Regions from separate parts of the Homo sapiens genome. Here region 2 is linked to region 1. Evidence: read pairs that join two places in POLR2A ChIA-PET (ENCODE). Cell type or tissue: PC-3. All regions are shown on one strand. Links, peaks and the distances in the headings refer to the core of each region. The heading gives the core; the rest is flanking DNA. Region 1 has its middle 3.7 kb from the start of CAV1. Region 2 has its middle 110 kb from the start of CAV2-DT.

Region 1 (2,920 bases), core at 255-2,754:
GATTACAGGCGTGAGCCACTACAACTGGCCAAAAAGTTGCGTTTTCTTAATTTCATTTCTGTCAGATTGCATTTCTAAATTCTTTGAACAAATTATATTAACAAATATTAACAAACACAATACACTAGAAAAGGACTGTCAGGTTCAATATGTTCTATAGTACCTAGCCCACCTCTAATGACTGCCATAAATTCATTTAATTTTTCCTTCATACAAGTCAACTGGGGTTACGTTCTATGGAAAAATGTGGAAACCACTTCCCATCTATTGTTATTCAGTCTTCAGCTGTGATGAGTAATGTTAACTGTGAAAAAAGTCAACAGGAACACAGAGGGAGCTTGTCCTGCATTCCAGCAAGAAAAGGACTTTCCAGGGAGGCCTTTAAGTGAACGCTTAACTAGTACTCAACCGAGGGAAAGCAATCTCGCTGGGAAAGTCCATGTAGAAAAGTCTAATCAACAGCAACACATGGAATCATAATGATCAGTGAAGCGTTGTCAATGCCAAAATGCATTCCTAATGAGAGGAAAAACCACAATCTCTTCATTAACCTGCCTCAACAAGAAGCTGGCACCAAAGAGAAACACATCTTAGTCTGGTTATAATAGCTGACTTAGGGAAACTGCTCTCGATTTATGAGAAATAAAAGGAGAAGAAGAACATTGTTAGCATAGGTACAAAATTGGAAATGAATAGATGATATAAGCAAAATTGTTTTTGTTTGATTCTCACACAGGTAACTTTGGGCTTGGAGGCGAGTTAATAACTTTCTCCAAATCATTTACTTAAAAAATGAGTATTTGGCAATTCATTTGCCCTCTAATATTTTTCTTTTTTGGAAGCAGCATTAAAGGTCATCCCATGGATTAGAGGGCACTAGAAATACAGATCTAAAAGCCACTCAGGCGAACCAAACCAACCATCTGAGCGATGAGGATACTAGAGCTTAAATACATTAAAAATACCTTTTCCTAAGGAGATTGTTGGATAATGAAACATTTTACAGTTGATAAATCACTAGAGAACCCGTTAGCAACTTCTGAGACATGAGGTTCTTAAGTAGGCTAGTCAGGGTCAGCTTATGGCAAAATTGTGAAATTCGTTGCTTTTCATGTTCTCTCATCTCCTTCTCTATGTCGCTTTGCTCTGGTACAACTTCCTCTTCCCATCCCTACCACCATGGGTTCTTTTCACATTCTTGGCTACTTTTTTTTAACTACCACTATAAGATTTGGAATCTAAAGGTTTGACCACTCTCAATGATATCAATAGTGTTAAGAAGCAGGCATCTTTCCAACATTTCCCAACACTCAGCAGTCCGAGACTTCCCAAATGTGCCTCTGGCAATGCGTTCAGAGAAGGAATTCCAGCTTGGGTTATAATAGGAGTTATCACCAGGTATGATATTATAATCAGTATGGCAGAGCCACCAACCAATCATTTCAAACTTCAGCCGTGGCACTGGAGCTGTGCATTAGAGTACTGCTGGTTAGTTGCTGAATCATTAGGAAGTTAAGGGTCCTCAGGGGAAGGGCAACGTACATTTCAGAGCGGTGACTATTTACATGCAAGTGTATAAACATGCCAACATTTTAACCATCTGTGTGTAAGTGCATAAACATGTCATCTTTTAATGATCTCTGAGTTCAGCTCAGTATTTACCCTGTTTATCAGCATCACCACCCCATAGGCCTTCTGCTATTCATTGCATCTGCTGAATCCCATTGAGGCCTCCTTCCTACAGTTGCCCATTTCATATGTGGAAGGAAATGGCTTTCTGGATGAAGACTTGCCACATCACCTGACCCCTTCCTCACCTTGTTCTAACTTGAAGCTTCTGTGGATTGGGCTTTTCCACTTTGAGTATTTTAAATAATTTTTTCCCACTTATTTTCTTCAAAAAAAAAGCAAGCAAACAGCGATTTTGTGTTTTAAAAATCTTTCTGATCAAGATGGCTAAGAGTTTTCTTTTCCTACTATTTATTTAAATTAACTTCACTTTATTTACAAAATGAAAAATACTACTGATATCTACCCAATAGGAGTTTGTAAACTTTAGTGAGGTGATGTATTTGAAGCTCTGAGAATACTGCCTAAAGCACAATAGTTGCTAAGGTTGAGGGAACACATTTTAGTCCACAAATTTAAGATTCAAATAAACATATTTTATTTCAAAGTATTTTTATTGTAAAATAGTTCAATTATCTGAAATATGGCAAATTGTATGATGGACACCTGCCACCCAGCTTGATTAAGTATCATTTTGCCTTATTTACTCCAGAGCTTTTTAAACAGAAAACATTATGGAAACTGTCAAAGTCCCATGTGAATTGTAACTTTCTCTTTTTCTGTAACTGGTCTTAATTTCTTTTACAAAGCCCCATTCCTTCAGGTGGCAGAAACTTAATTTCAGTCAGTTTCTAGTTTCTTCCATTTTGTCCTAAATTCTAGGGGCTTATGATGTGACCAGGAATCTTGGGTGTGTCTGTGGAGGAGGGTTTCTTCCTTAGCTGTGCATCTTGGCATCTGCTGATGAGTATGTCACTCTGTCCGTCCTTGGTTATTGATCCATTCAGGAGAACAAGTGCTGCACTGTCCTTCAAGCTCATTGAATGTGCCTCTTTGGGCCAGAGACACTTTCTTGCTATTTCTGTTCCTTTCTTGGGGCTCTCTGCAAGCAAATCTGATGAATCTGGATGGGTAGGTCTGATACAGCATAGTGGAACCTCCTATGTTGAGTGCGATGTAGAGAACAGAATGAGTCCTGTGCTCTGTCATGGTGCAGAGAAGCTCCAGGGTGTCACTGCCTCCATGTGCCCTATCTTGAAACAGAAGGCACAGACATCTTTGCTTTCCGATCCTCTTAATTTATCAGGGCCCACCCTAGAAACACCCCTGTCAAAAACTACTTTGCATCTTT
Region 2 (2,920 bases), core at 127-2,626, 140 kb after region 1:
GTGGCCCAAATGGCTGGACATTTAACTCTATTTTTTTTCTGTGAAAATAGATAAGAAAATGAGTTTCTATGCTCTATTTTTTTCACCATAATTATGATTAATTACAAAACGCTAGTTAATTTAAAATTATTTGAATTAAAAAGATTGTCTTTTCTATTAGAAAGACCAAGATCTTTTTAAAAAATAATTTTGAGTCATTTATTCATAATTGCTGTCTACAACTGGAAGAGATTGGCTGATATGGGAGCAGTGAGTCTCTTGTCAACAGAAACACTGAAACAGACACTTCAAGGATGGAATTGATAAATGAGATAAGGGCTATTTCTAGAGTCAAGTGTCTGTGATTCTGTCCCCATGAGTCTAAGCATGGTCTCCTACTTTATGTTTCTATGAAAGAATTGACCCCAAATCTTTATTTAGGATGTTATGGGAAATTGACCCCAAGGGAAAATCTCATGAGAATTAGAACACTGCTACTTACATTTTTAAAAAGCTTTGTCAAGATCAAGATGCTGGAGAATGAACAACTGTAATCTCCCTTAAGCCATACATGGCTTTTCTTTTCTCTCTTTTTATTTCTTTGAGACGGAGTCTCACTCTGCTGCCAGGCTGGAGTGCAGTGGCGCAATCTCGGCTCACTGCAACCTCCTTTTCCTGGGTTCAAAAGATTCTCTTGCTTCAGCCCCCTGAGTAGCTGGGACTACAGGTGTGCACCACCATGCCCGGCTAATTTTTGTGTTTTTAGTAGAGAGGAGGTTTCACCGTGTTGGCTAGGATGGTCTCAATCTCTTGACCTCATGATCCGCCTGCCTCGGCCTCCCAAAGTGCTGGGATTACAGGCGTGAGCCACCGTGCTTGGCCACATGGCTTTTCTTATTGGTGAAATGGGTGGTGCTAATTCTCAGAGATTCAATTTTAATTCACTGTGGCTGGGAGAGACAATTTTGGTTTTCAAAGCAAGGCCTTTGGAGTCTGTCACCTGTTTCTCTATTTGGCAAATAATAGGATTAACATTTACATTTTTAAAGCTGACATTTTGATGGATCTTGTGAATTAGAATCTTTGACTTTCACAACTATGACCCCTGCTATGAGTTTCAAAAACGTATTTGGAGCTAAAGCCAAGAACTTGCCTCAGATTCTGCATGTAGTTGTGTTAGTCACACCTCAATGCAACGTGTGTCACCCATTTAATACAGTGATGATCACAAGGTATAGTGTACATTAAGGGGTGGGGAGTTGGGGGAGAGTCAGGATTGCACTGATGTTGGTGAAGTAGGGTAGTGATGTGAAGGAGCAGAGAACGTAGGTTAATTTATCAAATTCTTATCCTTTAACACATTTAAGAAGTAGATGAAACTGAAATGTCTGTTAATCTTTAAGAAAGCTTTCCTTTGACTCCTCTTGTGAAGAATTTTTAAAGGATCTGGGGCCTTTTAGCCTAGAAAACATTAGTCTGTGGGAGTGGCTGGCTGGTGTTTCTTAATGTCTGCTGAGCTGTCACTGGGCAGGGGAGCCACCAAAAAGTAGGTGGAAGGGAAATTTCATACTGAGTCCCTGCTTTGTGCCAGGGACTATTTCTGTTATTGGATTTATTCTTTTTCTTTCTTTCTCTCTTTTTTGTTTTGTTTTGTTTTGTTTTTGAGACCGAGTCTTGCTCTGTCACCCAGGCTGGAGTGCAGAGGCGCCATCTCAGCTCAATGCAACCTCTGCCTCCCAGGTTCAAGCTATTCTCCTGCCTCAGCCTCCCGAGTAGCTGGGACTACAGATGTGTGCCACCACACCTGGCTAATTTTTTGTATTTTTAGTAGAGACAGGGTTTCACCGTGTTAGCCAGGATGGTCTCAATCTCCTGACCTCGTGATCCACCCACTTCAGCCTCCCAAAGTGCTAGGATTACAGCCGTGAGCCACCGCACCCGGCGGGTTTATTCTTTAAACAACCACATGAAGTTATTATCACCCTATTTCTGCTGTAGAGAAACAGAGGCTCAGAAAAGTTAAGCAACATCTCCTTAAAGAAGCAGAAAAGCAAAGTGTTTGTAAGCACAGACTCTGGAGCTGAACTGCCTGGTGTTAAACTCCGGATCTGCCACGTATTAACTGACCTTAGGCAATTACTTAACCTCTCTGTGCCTTGGTTTTCTTGACTGTAAAAATGGAGAAAATGATAGGGCACACTCTTAGGGTTGTTGTGAGGTTTAATATCCTAAAATGTGTAAAGTAATTAGAAGGGCACCTAACACACATATTGTAATGTAATTAATTTATACAGATGCAATTGGTATATGCATATGGTATATGGTATAATATGGTATTTCATATATAATGCAATGCTATATATTCCTATGTATTAAATTTTATAATTTATTCAAGAATTTAGAGAAAAGGGAATAAGGAGAAATAGAATTGCCTATAATTTTTATGGATTTAGTAGGACATGAGATGGGACTTGAAGATGGGTAGAATTTTCATATAGTAAGCATGCTTTATTTTTGTAAATAGAAAAATAAAAAAATAAAAAGATAAGTGAGCAGATTCAGAAAAAGACTTTCCATATTCAAGCAGCAATTTAGACAAAGGCACTAAAAAATAATTAGTATGATGTATGTAGGAGATAGTGTGATAAACACTGACTGGTCAACCTAACACCCATTCCTACCCCTTTATTCCTTTCACTGTAGAGGTTGGCAGGTTAGATACTCATATTCGCAGCCTCTCTTGCAGATAGAGTGGTCAGTCGACTCAATTCTGACCACTGAGATAGGAGGAAGTATAAGGATTTTCTAAGGAAGCTTTTGTTTTCCTGATTAAAAGACATGACTGAAGTCACCTTTTCCCCTTTCTTTCTTACCTGAACACAGAAATGATGCCTGGGACTGTGATAACCCTCTTGGAGACAAAAAGATAAAAATCTAAAGA

What was found. ChIA-PET counts read pairs that join two places held together with the same protein. Peaks named below come from ENCODE experiments on the same cell type or tissue, not always from the same donor. Only the 100,000 strongest peaks of a DNase experiment are listed, where the experiment ranks them.
Region 2: POLR2A ChIA-PET joins it to region 1 with 23 read pairs; 7 of 35 experiments call an interaction of 5 or more read pairs at or near these places.

What each region holds. Positions count from the first base shown.
Region 1 is chr7:116,519,871-116,522,790 of GRCh38, reverse strand. No RefSeq gene overlaps it. Among named protein-coding and RNA genes, the nearest start is that of CAV1, 3.7 kb to the left of the region's middle. RefSeq lists an enhancer at 1-42. In PC-3, for the core only: no CTCF peak of the experiment used is centred there; DNase peaks (open chromatin) are centred at 300 and 1,520; H3K4me3 peaks cover 535 bases; H3K27ac peaks cover 1,755 bases.
Region 2 is chr7:116,383,716-116,386,635 of GRCh38, reverse strand. No RefSeq gene overlaps it. Among named protein-coding and RNA genes, the nearest start is that of CAV2-DT, 110 kb to the left of the region's middle. In PC-3, for the core only: no CTCF peak of the experiment used is centred there; a DNase peak (open chromatin) is centred at 1,185; H3K4me3 peaks cover 276 bases; H3K27ac peaks cover 2,028 bases.